Regions from separate parts of the Homo sapiens genome. Here region 1 is linked to region 2. The links are chromatin contacts, found by Hi-C or POLR2A ChIA-PET in ENCODE. All regions are on one chromosome and are shown on one strand. Each heading gives the region's core, a stretch centred on a gene start or an enhancer-like site at or near the end of the contact. The rest is flanking DNA. Distances are from core to core; before and after follow the strand shown.

Region 1 (7,023 bases), core at 925-3,424, 2.5 Mb before region 2:
CAGGAGATTGAGACCAGCCTGGACAACATGGCAAAACCCCGGCGCTACAAAAAACACAAAATTTAGCAGGGTGTGGTGGCACATGCCTGTAGTCCCAGCTACTAGCGATGTTCAGAATAGAAAAACTCATAGCAACAGAAAATATATTATTGGTTGCCAGAGGTTGAGGAGAGTGGGGAGTAACTGCTAATGGATATGCAGTTACTTTCAGGGTGCTGAAAATACTCTGGATTTAGGTAGAGGTGATGGTTGCAAAACTTTGTGAAGATACTTAAAACTATCAAATTTTACACTTTAAATGAGTAAGTTGTATGGCATGTGAATTATCTTTTTTTAAAAAAATGAGACGGGATCTCACTGTGCATTGTGTTGCCCAGGGACGGAGTCTCGCTGGAGTGCAGTGGTGCAGTCTCAGAGGCTCACAGCAACCTCTGCCTCCTGGGTTTAAGCGATTCTCGTGCCTCAGCCTCCGGAGTAGCTGGGATTACAGGTGCCCGTATATTTTATAATATATTCCATAATTAATCGCTCCGTATTAAACTTGCTGATGCAGGTCTCCAATTACTGAAAAACCTGATACCAAGTTTTTCAATGGGATTTTTTTGTTTGTTTAAGAGATGGGGTCTCACCATGTTGCTCAGGCTGGCCTTGAACTCCTGGGCTCAAGTGATCCTCCAGCCTCAGCCTCTCAAAGGCTGGGACTACAGGCATGTAGCACTTTGCCTGACTCAAGGGGAATTTTTAGTAAGAGTATATAATCCAAGTCTGTAGCAGTTGGAGGATGTCGTACCACGCTGAAGTGTCACACATAACTGATGACTCAGTCCCCCAAGCCTATTTTATCATCGTAAAGAAAGCTATTTCTTTGATTATTCCAACTCTTTCAGCACCAGGACTGCTGCAGGGGCTGGATTCATGCTACCTGTAGTTGCAGTGTAAATTATGTGTCAGAGCCAAGATCCTAGGAAAGTCAAAGACTAGGTTACAAGAGCGATTCTTTTTTTTTTTTTTTTTTTTTTTTTTTGAGACAGAGTCTTGCTCTGTCGCCCAGGCTGGAGTGCAGTGGCACAGTCTTGGCTCACTGCAACCTCCGCCTCCCTGGTTCACGCCATTCTCCTGCCTTAGCCTCCCGAGTAGCTGGGACTACAGGCGCCCGCCACCACGCCCGGCTAATTTTTTGTGTTTTTAGTAGAGACGGGGTTTCACCGTGTTAGCCAGGATGGTCTCGATCTCCTGACCTTGTGATCCGCCCGCCTCGGCCTCCCAAAGTGCTGGGATTACAGGCTTGAGCCACCGCGCCCGGCCAAGGACGATTCTTTCTAATCTTTGGTAAGCCAGTTTTTACAGAATGAAATGCTCTTGGATTGACTGACTTGATTGGGTAAGTATTCATTGGGCTCTTGTTCCATGCAAGGGCAGTCTACAAGGGCCTAGATATGGGGGCCCCCAAAGAAGAAAAATCGGTTTTTCATCATATTTTCTGGTTGAGTTTCTTCCTTTATTATATTTGTTACATATGTTATTAAATTATTTCCATAAAAGAGGTTATGCTGAGCAGGTAACCAAATTCTTGTTCCCCCAAAAGACATGTATAATTCAGACGATTTATGCAATTAGAAGAAGGGAGACTTCATCAGTTAATAAAGTCTAGAACGTGAGGAAGCCCAGTCATTTCCAGGACCTTCAGATGCCCAAGCTGGATCCAGGTTTTCCACCCCGACAGCTCCAGGGAGCACGCTGGAGAGACAGACTTCACCAGCGGGAAGGCGCGGCACCCTACGCGCAAGGAACCTCAAGTCCCAGAATCCTATGAGGACTCCAAATCCCAGAAACCTGCACGCAAATCTATCCCGGGTGCCAAGTCGGCCGACCGCAGACGTGACCAAGTTGCGAGGCTAGGGTGAGGTGTCGTAGAATTTGTCCCTACCATTGTCCCTGCAGGGAAGAGACTTTAGTGATCTAGAGCTGGTCATTGTCTCTTTCACAGCTCGCGTGAAAGCACCCCTCTCGGCGTGTTTGATGCCATGATCAGCGTCTCCCATTCCCTCTGTCCCCTTTCTCTGCCCCCGTAAGGATGGTTCAGCCCGGTATTGAGGCTCCTTGAGCTGGCTGGATGGTTGCGCCCGCCCTACCCCGGAATGTGGGCCTTTGGAGCGAGCGAAGTGGGAGGGACCGACGCAGGAGGTGTCTTGGGCCCGGGCGGCTGTAGAGGCGGCGGCGCCTACGGGCAGTGGGAGGAGCCGCGCGGTTCCGGCTGCTCCGGCGAGGCGACCCTTGGGTCGGCGCTGCGGGCGAGGTGGGCAGGTAGGTGGGCGGACGGCCGCGGTTCTCCGGCAAGCGCAGGCGGCGGAGTCCCCCACGGCGCCCGAAGCGCCCCCCCGCACCCCCGGCCTCCAGCGTTGAGGCGGGGGAGTGAGGAGATGCCGACCCAGAGGGACAGCAGCACCATGTCCCACACGGTCGCAGGCGGCGGCAGCGGGGACCATTCCCACCAGGTCCGGGTGAAAGCCTACTACCGCGGGTGAGTGTCCTGGGACAGGGCGGTGGGCGGGAGGGGACAGGCCGGCTCCACTCGGCCTGGAGGAGGGGAGGGTGAGGGGCTGGAGGTGTTGTGGGCGGATTGGGCTGGGCGGGCGGGCGGCTCCGGTGACTCAGGGTGAGTGACGAAGTGATAGGGGTGGGGGCGAAGCAAGGGGATGCAGTACTGGGGGCGCCCCCAGGTATGGCGGTGCGGGGAGCCGAGGGGCCAGAGTAGGGTCCGAGAAGGAAGCTAGGGTTAGAGTAGGTGCACCTGGTGTGGACGAGAGACTCGCCTCCTGAGAGCTTTGTAGGGGCCTTGCATCCTTAAGTCTGGGTGTATTTGGGGTTGCGAGTTGAGGATTCCAAGTGATGCCTTAGTTAACTCAGTTTGCTGTGGGGATAGAAAACGGGACTTCTTCAGTTAGCTGTCCGTTTTGATTACCAGCAGGCCTAACGCCTCTGGTTCTCTGAGATATACCTCCATCCCCGTTGTGTTCACGTAGTGTATCTGCACTGCCAGTATATTAGACATAGGGGTTGTATTTAAGAATCAAGTCGATGCGTTTTCAGGGACGTGCAGTGGGTACTTACGTGTCGTCAAGATTAAGTTGCATGTGTGTAAATCAAAATTTTGTGAGCCTTTCTTTCTCAGTGTTGTTTCAACGACTACCCGATAGGGTGAGATACTGCAAGGTGAGGAGACTAGCCTAGTTACAGTTTTAAATTCTCTGATCTTCACTCCCTTACTATGGTTACAAGAAAAAACCCAGTTCTAAGTTCATTGTGTTAAATCATTTTCTATCAGTGACGCAAAGTGCCCCCCTTCCTTTAAATTCAGTTGTGGTTTGAATTTTTTTTTGAGATAATTATGTTTAGGAGCATTAGAAACGTGAAATGTTAGTGTGACCATAAAGGTTGGAGACTGAGAAGTCACAGAAAACCCAGCTACTTTGGCTTGCCTTACTGCTTGTCCAGGTAGAAGTAAATTGCTTTAAAAAACTCAAGCAGTGCTAGGTTGAAATTTTAATGCATACTTTTACATTCCTGAGAGGATCAGTGAAGATAGCAAACTCTCAAACTACCTCTCTTGTTTTGATTTCAAAGAAAATCTGAGCCCCTAAATGTTGTATTGATTTGATGTAAGGACTTTTTTTTTTATTATTATACTTTAAGTTTTAGGGTACATGTGCACAATGTGCAGGTTAGTTACATGTGTATACATGTGCCATACTGGTGTGCTGCACCCATTAACTCGTCATTTACATTAGGTATATCTCCTAATGGTATCCCTCCCCCCTCCCCCCACCCCACAACAGTCCCCAGGGTGTGATGTTCCCCTTCCTGTGTCCATGTGTTCTCATTGTTCAATTCCCATCTGTGAGTGAGAACATGCGGTGTTTGGTTTTTTGTCCTTGATGTAAGGACTTTTAAATTTGCTGCCATGAAGCCTCTGGCCTCTGTTTATTATTAGCTTGACTGTATGCAGGAGTAGTTTATTGGAGTTATATTGGACAGTATGATAACTTTGTGTTTAAGCAGGTAAAACTGATTAAGGAGGTTTTTATTTTAAATCAGTACCAAGAAACGTGTGGATATTTTTTAAAGTTTGTAGTTGTCACAAGAGCTGTTTTGACTTGAGGATGGTCAGCCATGAACTTTGCAAGGTGAGAAAAAAGCTTCCTTTGCTTTTTTTTTTTTAAACCCTTACCTGTAATTTGATGAATGAGATGTTTCACTTTATTCTTTTATTTTATTTTTGTTTGTTTGTTTTTGAGACAGGGTCTTACTCTGTTACCCATGCTGGAGTGCAGTGGCACAATCTCGGCTCACTGCATTCTCCGCCTCCCGGGTTCAAGCAATTCGCCTGCCTCAGCCTTCTGAGTAGCTGGGATTACAGGCATGTGCCACCACACCCGGCTAATTTTTGTATTTTTAGTAGAGACGGGGTTTCACCATATTGGCCAGGCATGTCTTGAACTCCTGGCCTCAAATGATGCGCTCGTCTTGGCTTCCCAAATTGCTGGGATTACAGGCATGAGCCACTGCGCCTGGCCCTAAGGCTTTCAATAAATTCTTATTAATTGAGATCATCTTCTCCAATGAGTCTATGAAAGGTAAGAAATTAGTGCTTCTATTTTCCCATTTGTATTAGTTTGACACATGTAAATAGGCCCAGTTAGTAAATGAAAATCATTGTAAACTCCTTTGAGAAGAAATCAAAGTCTTGCTGTACTTCATGAATTTAGATAGCAAATTATCTTGGCTTATTGCTCCAGTTATTAAAAAGAAGAGAATAAGGACATACAGCTTCTTTAGTGTTTGACTGCAATTTTTCCAAGACATTCAAGGTAACATTGTCTTTTAAAATCTGTGAAATTTTGCTGCGGCGCAAATAACCTCTTGCCCATTGTATACTGGTCTTTGCTCAATGAAAGCTTTCTAATGGTACCTTCATTTCAAGCCTCATTTAAAGACAATATCAGCACTCTAAATTGTACCAAATTCCTGTCCTCTGAAATTAGATGTTAAGATTATGTGTTTGTATAGTCTAAACTGATGATTGTGGTATTACATAGTCAGCTGCTCATTAATATAGATGAAGCTAAAATGAGTCACGGACAAGGATAGTTAATAAACAGGTTGGCTAACTAGAACACCTACCTGATTTTAAAATAGAAAATCCTTCCTTTATACCAAGAAATGTGAGAACATTCTGCATTTGAAAAAGTTTTCTTTTCTCTCCAATCTTCTGAAGGGCCATTATTACATAGCATTTCCTCTATCCCTCTACACTTTTCTTTTCTTTTTTTTTTTTTTAAATAGAGACAAGGTCTCACCGTGTTGCCCAGGCTAATCCCAAACTCCTGGGCTCAAGTGATCCTCCTGCCTCAGCCTCTCAAAGTGCTGGGATTACAGGTGTGAGCCACTGTACCTGGCTCCACTACCCTTTTCTAACAATATTTCTTTCCAGTGAATGTTGACTCATTTAATAGCCAGCATTTTTTTTAGTGAAAAAATTGCCCTCTCTTTTCAAAGATGTGTATAGTGTTATTATTCTGTTAAGCTTGATCTCAGTGAAAACGTGTAATCTCTCTAGATCTAATAACATTTAATTTTTTTCTAATTTTTATTTTATTTTATTTTATTTATTTATTTTTTTGGAGATGGAGTCTCGCTCTGTCACCTGGGCTGGAGTGCAGTGGCGTGATCTCGGCTCATTGCAACCTCCGCCTCCCAGGTTCAAGGGATTCTCCTGCGGCTGCCTCCCGAGTAGGTGGGACTACAGGCGCCCACCACCACGCCCAGCTAATTTTTGTATTTTAGTAGAGACGGGTTTTCACCATGTTGGCCAGGTTGGTCTCCCAACTTCTGACCTCAAGTGATCCACCCACCTCGGTCTCCCAAAGTGTTGGGATTACAGGAATGAGCCATCTTGCCCAGCCAATTTACATCTAGTTTTTAAGCAAGAGATTAATAGCACTGAAAATTCAATTTTATTGGACACCACATCTTACTTAGATGCCTTTCTCATGGCCTGCACCCGTCTTTTCCTAGCAAGGAAGCTTTTCAGTGAGGGGCCTTCAGTTATTACCTAGTGCTAGTAGTTTGGAGGAAGAGAAACAGGTTTCATTAATTAGTGATAAACTGTCAATGTATGTGCTTATCCTTATATAAAATTACTTGCTATTATGGGATAGACTTTAACAAGGCAACATCTGGACTGCTCATTTCTTTACATTATATATGTATGGAAATTTTTGCAGAAAGCTTGTGAAAGTTCTTTTTAAACCGCTGCTGTCAAGTAGTAATAACAATACAGAGGATTCCTTCTGTGCACATCTAGAAATAAAAGATTAACTCTTTGCATATTTGGAATAGCTGCTTCAGTGAAGAAGTATGTAGGATTTTTCTTACTGTGAACAAGTCTTGGCAAGACTTGTTTTTGAAAGAAATGCAAGATTATTTTAGCAATATACTTTAGTAATGGTTCTGAGGAAATACAAGTGGTATCTTGAGGGTTGGGGGGATGTTAGCTAATTGGTCTTAGAGCTTCAGCCATGGCACCTAATCCTAGGGCAGCTGATCCATAGCTTGGCCAAAGAGAGAAAAAAATAGAGCATGCTAGCCTGGTGCCAAAAAACCCAAACCAAACACAAAAAACCCTCAGAAATTTGAATGAGAAAATATGGAGATAAAATTGGTCAGCACTGGGAACTGAAGCTGGAGTTGGAGGGAGAGTCTGGCGAGGCCAGAACTGACAATGTGCAAATGAAAGATGTGAAGAAGCAGAAACTGAGGAAGCAAAGGAGAAAGGAGCAACTCTGCACAGAAAAATTCTCCCCACAGGTCCTTAGTTCATGATGGCTTTCTAATGCAACTGCAGCCCTCCTTTTACAACTTTAGTGTCTGTTTTTTTTATGATTGAAATGAGCCTAATTTAAACATAGATTTTAAAAATTCCAGTCTTGCTTAAGATTTCAAATATAACCAGAGATCATTCAA
Region 2 (6,874 bases), core at 4,073-6,572:
AGGGTACAAAGATGGAAAGGATATGGTTCTTTTCCCTATTCTTGAGTAGCTCATATTTTAATAGAGGAGACAGCCATGTTAACCAATATTTCCAATACAAGGTGACAGGAGCCATACTGAGGTATAAACAGTATTAAGCTCATACAAATCAGAAGAAGCAGTTTACTCTCCATGGGATAGTCAAAGAAGGCTTCATTGAGGTGATGCTTGAGTGGGGTCCTGAATGAATAGGAATTTTCATGCAGACAGAGGGAGGCAGGGCAGGTGGAAAAGAATATTCAAAGGTAGGGATTTAGGAAATCGCCTGGAATGTTTGTGGACTGACGAAAAGTTCAGTATGGCTGAACACAGGGTGCGTATGTGGTAGGGATGAGGGTGATAGAAAATTAGGTTACAGTCATCTTGGGAAGTCCATCTTATACTGGACTTTATTCTGTGAGCAGTGAAGAAACCATGTCTTTTGGTTTAGTTTTGTTTTTAAGGAGGGGGATACATAGTCATATTTAGTTTTCTAAATGAAGATAATTCTGTGACTGATGACTGGAAGTAGAGAGAGTGATTAGTTCCCAAAAGACCAACTAGAAGGCTGTCCTTGTCATAGTTTGGATGAGAGATAATGAAGGCCTAAACTCGGGCAGTGGACTGAAGGGGGAAGATTCAGATTCTAGAAATATTTTTCAGGTCAAATTGGGAGAATGGTGTTGGGGTTGGTGGTGCAGGGAGACCAAGAGGAGGAAGGGAACAGGAAGATGACTTTGAGAGATCCAACTTGGGAGTCAGAGTGAATGGGGATTCTACTAATCAGGAGAGAAATACAAGAGGCAGAGGAGATAAAGGATGGAGAGCTGGGGAAAAGAAGAATTCACTTTAGCACATGAAGAGTTTGATAGGATTGTGGGTCACAGGAGCAGAAAAAATTGGTAAACAACTGGCATTATAGAGTGGGTTTCAACAAGGTCTGGCAAGAAAGAGAGACGTGGAAGCATATGCATATAACTTAAATCCCTGGGAATGAATGAGTTCACCTAGGGAAAGGGGGTTGCCTGAGAATAATACTTTGGGGAACAATAATATCTAAGCAAAGGAAACCGAGAAGGAAACATCAGAGAGGCAGGAAGAGAAGTAAGACAGTGAAAGTGGTGGTCTTTCAGCAGCTGAATTAATGACCATGGGTTAGAAAGGGGTGCTATCATTAGGGGGAACTGAAGGCTAAATATCCTTGATTCATGTGTGAAAGGGATTAAGAGATGGGAAGAAAATTTCGTAATCAGAATGGAATGTTTGAAGTTAACATTTGAGAGCTAAAGCAATTGAGTGTAAAACATTTAGGATATTGTCCATCAAAATAAGTGTTGAATTGAGGTTTTGGGATTCAAAAATTCAAGGAACTGTGAATCTAATTGGCTGGTTCATCAAAGGAAGAAAGACAGAGAACTAGTCTTCTGAATTTGGAAACTGTTCTATTTATTTAATGATACTGCTATTTATCAGAAATTTATATGGATGTAGTAATTTTTACATATTTTGATTCCACTCTCATCCTCTATATTTAATCAAAGTCCCAGTAATTTTTCCTATTCCTTATCTCTCCAACCCATCTTTTCTATCTTAGTTCAGACTATCATTTCCTATGAGTTTGAATTCAACCATATTCTCACTGGTCTTTCTTCTATTTCATTCTTCTATTTCAAGTGAAGTTGTGTTGTGTTCCCAGATTGCTACTTTTTTTTTTTTTTTTTTTTGAGACGGAGTCTCGCTCTGTTGCCCAGGCTGGAGTGCAGTCGCGTGATCTCGGCTCACTGCAAGCTCCGCCTCCTGGGTTGAAGTGATTCTCCTGCCTCAGCCTCTGGAGTAGCTGGGCCTACAGGTGCGCACCACCACGCCCGGCTAACTTTTGTAGTTTTCTTAGAGACGGGGTTTCACCATATTGGCCAGGGTGGTCTCGAACTCCTGACCTCAGGTGATCCGCCCGTCTTGGGCTCCCAAAGTGCTGGGATTACAGATGTCAGCCACTGTGTCTGGTCCTGATCGCTACTTTTAAAAAATAACACAGACCATATAATTTCCTTGCTTCAAGGTTTTTAATTGATCTTCAGTGCTTTCAGCATAAAGTTTAAACTCTGTCATGACAGTGGAGCTCTTCCCAAGCTCCTTCTAACATGGCATTTATTTTACTTTTTATTTTTTATTTTTTGAGATGAAGTCTCGCTCTGTCGCCCAAGCTGGAGTGCAGTGGCGCAATCTCTGCTCACTGCAAGCTCCGCCTCCCGGGTTCACGCCATTCTCCTGCCTCGGCCTCCCGAGTAGCTGGGACTACAGGCGCGTGCCACCACGCCCGGCTAATTTTTTTGTATTTTTAGTAGAGACAGGATTTCACCATGTTAGCCAGGATGGTCTCGATCTCCTGACCTCGTGATCCGCCCGCCTGGGCCTTCCAAAGGCATGTAATCTCATGCCTGGGATTACAGGCATGAGCCACTGCACCTGGCCAGCATTTATTTTTTTTTGAGATGGGGGCTGGATGGTGGGGGGGAGGGGCGGTCTTGCTCTATCGCCCAGGATGGAGTGCAGTCACTACCTAGGCTGGTCTTGAACTCCCGGCTTCAAGGGATCCTCCTGCCTTAGTCTCCCAAAGTGCTGGAATTATAGGCATGAGCCCCCACACCTAGCCTAACCTAGCGTATGTCAGTTGTCTTCCACTGTCCTCTTCATGTATATTATGATCCAGCCACACCAAACTGTTTACTGTCTCCTATATATATTGAGCTTTTATGAGAGCCTAAAGTGCACGTAAACAAGCTAATATTAAGAATTTATGTTTTTAAAAAAGTTCAAGGTTAATATGCCATTCAGTTCAATTGCCTATGCCGTATATAGTATTTAAAAATTTTTCATAATGCTGATCTTGAAACACTATAGCACTTGAAACAGCTTCTGACTCAGTAAGACTAAGTTACTTGTATCATTGTTTTGTAGGTATTTGAATTCTGTGAAAACCTATGCATGCAATAAATTTTTCACCGCAAATACAGCTATCTGCTAGAAGTGCCATGAGAACAAGGCCCATATTTGTCTTGTCACACCTATATTCTCAGTGCTAGCATAGTACCTAATGGGTGCTTAATAGTTATTAAATGAATAAACTATGATTAGGTTAATCAGGACATCCAGTCTCTCAAACATTATGAATGAACTTGGATCTAGCTCATTCACTCTCGAAATATTTATTTGGTACCTACATGTGAAGATTCCTGTGTTTATTAGAGAGCAATGTGTAACATTTGCCTTTGCAGTACTAGCTTTTTGAAAATACCTGAAGATGAGGGATCATGTTTTACTTTACCAGACACCAGCCCTCTGCTAGGTGCAATTAAGTGGCATATGATCACCTATGCACACGATTATCTGAAATACTCCTCTCCACATTGCTTTCTTTGAGCCTGCAGACAGATCTATACTAGACTTTATTTACACTCATCTATTATTTCTGGGTTCTAATGCGGGCTAAAATATTTATTAGGAGACACTGGGTAAGTTACTTAAACCTTTCCTACAGTTTCATGGTATCATGGGACTATGATACCTACTTGTGGGTTGTTTTAAGGATTAAATAAGGTATAAAGTGCATAGTAAAGTATCAGTATGTTCATTCTCTTTCTTCTCTCCCTTATACTGTAATTATCTGTTTATCTGCTAATTTCCCTCACCAGATTGTGTGGTCCAGACAGGCAGTTTTCTATGCCTTATTCATCTTTATAACCCCAACAAGCACAATGGCTGTCTTAAAATTAGTAAATATTTGCTGAGTAAATGAAGACCTAAGAGAGTGAAAAAGGTTGTATTACCCGTTTATTTGTTAATCTAACTGCCACACATCCCTTAAAAGAAATCAAGTACAGCTTTTGTTAGGGAAGCTTAAAATTCATGGCAATGATACCATACACAGTTAATCATTAGCTTTGGAAAGTCTGTTGAGCAGAAAGCGGTGCACAAAGGAAGTAGGGCTGCTTCCCACAATAGCTTAATATGTTTTCAGTGATGAACGTTTTTGGAATGCTGGGCACACCCGACTTCCAAATACGCAAGCACATTCCAAATGGAAATTTCAATTACTGTTTTTCTTTTTTTCTGCCGTAACAGTTATCACAGCATTTTAATGAAGGTCAGACTTAAATACTGACAAGCAGGGAAACCAATAATTACCAGATTGCTTCATTCATTTTGTGGACAGCATTATAAACTTTTCAGGCATTCTAAGATTGCCTGACAAAATTAGAAAAAATTGTTAAGTCCCCACAACCTGCTTGAGATGCTCACAAGTGTTCCATCCCAAAGTACACGTTTGCCTCTTCTTATTGGTATTTAGGTTCTGGCATCTGATTCCCCTTTCTTCTTCTATTTATATTAGCCTTCAGGTGGGAACTATGGAAAACCCACCTGGTGGGGGTGTATTTTTCTTAAGAGATTGTGTTATATGGTATCATATTTAGAAAATAAAGAAATTATTTTCATAATAGCAACGCTAATCACAGGAAAAACTTGATACATTCTTGACTAGACTTTAGGGGAAAGTACAAGTTCTTAGTGGGCGGAGGGGGGCAAAGACGAAGCAATTTGGCTCCAAAAATTCTAGAATCTCGTGGCATATTTTTATCAAATTCAAGCTTATCTTTAAAAAAATCCGAGAATTTTTCTAATTTCTAAGAATTGATTCTAACCCGCGATACTCCCTAGATGGGAGCGCAGTGCTTTAAATAATAGCATTTAAATAAGCGGCTGCTGATTTGAAGTCCACCTGGGGAGTCCGAGTTCTAGGACCGGTCCTTGGCCCTGCCACACGCCAATACAACCATCAAAGTCAAAATCCCTTAACTCAAATTTAAATACATTCCTAAAGCAGAAAGCATCCCGATAGGAAAATCCTACAGCTCACAGCAAGCAGCAGGGAAACATTTATCTCTGGCGGCACTGATTTAAGCTTAAAAGATTTGGTATCGTTTAAAAAAAAAAAAAAGCTGGGTGGGGCCGAGGAGAATCCACCCAAACTTTCCTCAGGAAGTAGGATGTTTACTGAGTAAATATGCGGTAGTCACAGAAACACCTGCTACTCCTTTAAGACCTCAGGAGCCACCACCGCCACCTCCTGGCCACATCCGGGCACTTCTCTGCAAACTCCTGGCGTCCCGACGCCCGAGTCGTTGGGCTTATTTGAAACACACGCACAACCAATCAAGCGGCGCCTGCCGGGACTTGGAGAGCGTCGACCAATCACCGCCCCTCTGGAGACTCCTGCCTATGGGAAAGAGGTTGACATCACGCGCCAATCGGCATGGCTCTTAGAGAGAGCAGCTTAGTTTTTGAATCGGTTGTGGCGGCCGCCGGCGAGGAATGGCGGTATTTGTGAGAGGAGTCGGCGTTTGAAGAGGTGGAACTCCTAGGGCTTTTTTGAGAGTGGTAAGGACTCTGTGTGAGTGAGAGAGGTGCAAGTGGGCGAGCGGCTCCAGAGCCAAGGGCTCTTTTGCCTGCGGTCGACGTCCCCGCCCCTAGTGACCGCGAATTCCGGAGCGCCCCAGCTCAGGCTTCCCGGATCCGGGAACTCCCTCGCCGCACCCCACCCCCAGCAGCCGGGCCCTGACGCGGAGTGGGAGACCGAAGCCCCCAGTATTGCTGGGCATCTTCGCCCTCACCTGTTGGCTCTTTTGGACAGAAGAGTGTGGGTGAAGGGAGGGAGTTGGGAAAGGGATTTTGGCAAGCCGCGCAGCCCTGTGGCTTTGGGGGCCGGCACTTGCAGCCTTTGGGGGCTTATCTCAGAGTGCGCCGTGGTTTTATTCTAGGATTCATCCTGGCTTCTTTGCGGGAAGTTTAATTTTTCGTTTTTGCAAGATAAATCCAGGCCATCCGCCCCTCGTCCTCCCCAGCCACCCGGCACAGATGTGTCCGGCTTAGTGGTTAAAGGCGCAGCCTCTGGATTTAGCCGGGCTTTGAATACCTCTTTTACCCCTTACTAACAGTTTGACTTAGGGGAAGTTGCTTAACCTCTCTGTTCCTACGTTTCTTCATCCATACATTGAAAATAATAATAGTACCTGCCTCTTAGGATTACTGCAGAGATTAAAAGGTTTAGGACAATGTCTGCCACGTATTAAGCGTTAAGTAAATGTCAGTTGTTAATAGTAATGTTATTGTTAATAACACCACCATTATATCTTGGATTGCATTTTAGTCCTTCACCTTGGAAGATGATTGCCTAAAAAGTATTTAAGTAAAAGGAAACTTGAATGTTTGTTTACATGGCAAATTTTATCTCTGGGATAAAAGGGGGCATGTGTTATAGTGTGTTTAGTTAGAAGCTCCTTGGGTCTGTTCTTGGGTGAGAAGCTGTGTAGGTTTATGAACACTGATCCTATTGTGCTTATTTTAAAGGCTTCTGGAATACAGTAATTTGAAAAAAAGTGATTAATATATTTCCATTTCTAATCTGACTGTTGGATGTTAGTTATGTCATCAAGTTACCGTAGTGCATCTCTTTTTCTCTATACATTTTGAAGCTGTTTTGGCAATAAATTGATCATATACAGTATCATCAGGGGCAATTTTAATTATTAATCATCTGCTTTCGATCATCTGCTATGCTCCCTCCCTTTTATTAATCATCTGCTTTTGATCATTTGCTGTGCTCCCTCTTAAAGAGGGAGGCATAGGAGAAAAATGTAAATATTTTCAAGAAGTTTTTTTTTTTTTTTTAGACGGAGTCTACCTCTTGTTACCTAGACTGGAGTGCAGTGGCACGATCTCGGCTCACTGCAACCTCTGCCTCCCGGGTTCAAGCGATTCTCCTGCCTCAGCCTCCTGAGTAGCTGGGATTACAGGTGCC

What was found. A loop is a pair of places that touch in the nucleus more often than their neighbours do. ChIA-PET counts read pairs that join two places held with the same protein, here RNA polymerase II (POLR2A). Pooled maps may share reads with other maps.
Region 1: a map of CD8-positive, alpha-beta T cell shows a loop between it and region 2 (39-fold over the local background). The contact joins the promoter of PRKCI here to the promoter of ECT2 in region 2. A Hi-C loop is called at or near these places in 1 of 168 maps with a recorded cell type or tissue (CD8-positive, alpha-beta T cell) and 8 of 50 pooled maps. POLR2A ChIA-PET finds 5 or more read pairs at or near these places in 1 of 52 experiments (PC-9).

Annotation. Positions count from the first base shown.
Region 1 is chr3:170,220,250-170,227,272 of GRCh38, forward strand. PRKCI (protein kinase C iota) reads left to right here and starts at 2,175. Exons shown (of 18, transcript NM_002740.6): 1 at 2,175-2,521. The coding sequence starts at 2,421. RefSeq lists enhancers at 1,706-1,765, 1,836-1,895, 1,906-2,065 and a silencer at 2,246-2,535.
Region 2 is chr3:172,745,404-172,752,277 of GRCh38, forward strand. ECT2 (epithelial cell transforming 2) reads left to right here and starts at 5,323. Exons shown (of 25, transcript NM_001258315.2): 1 at 5,323-5,454. RefSeq lists enhancers at 4,859-5,128, 5,229-5,278, 5,299-5,558 and a silencer at 5,669-5,738.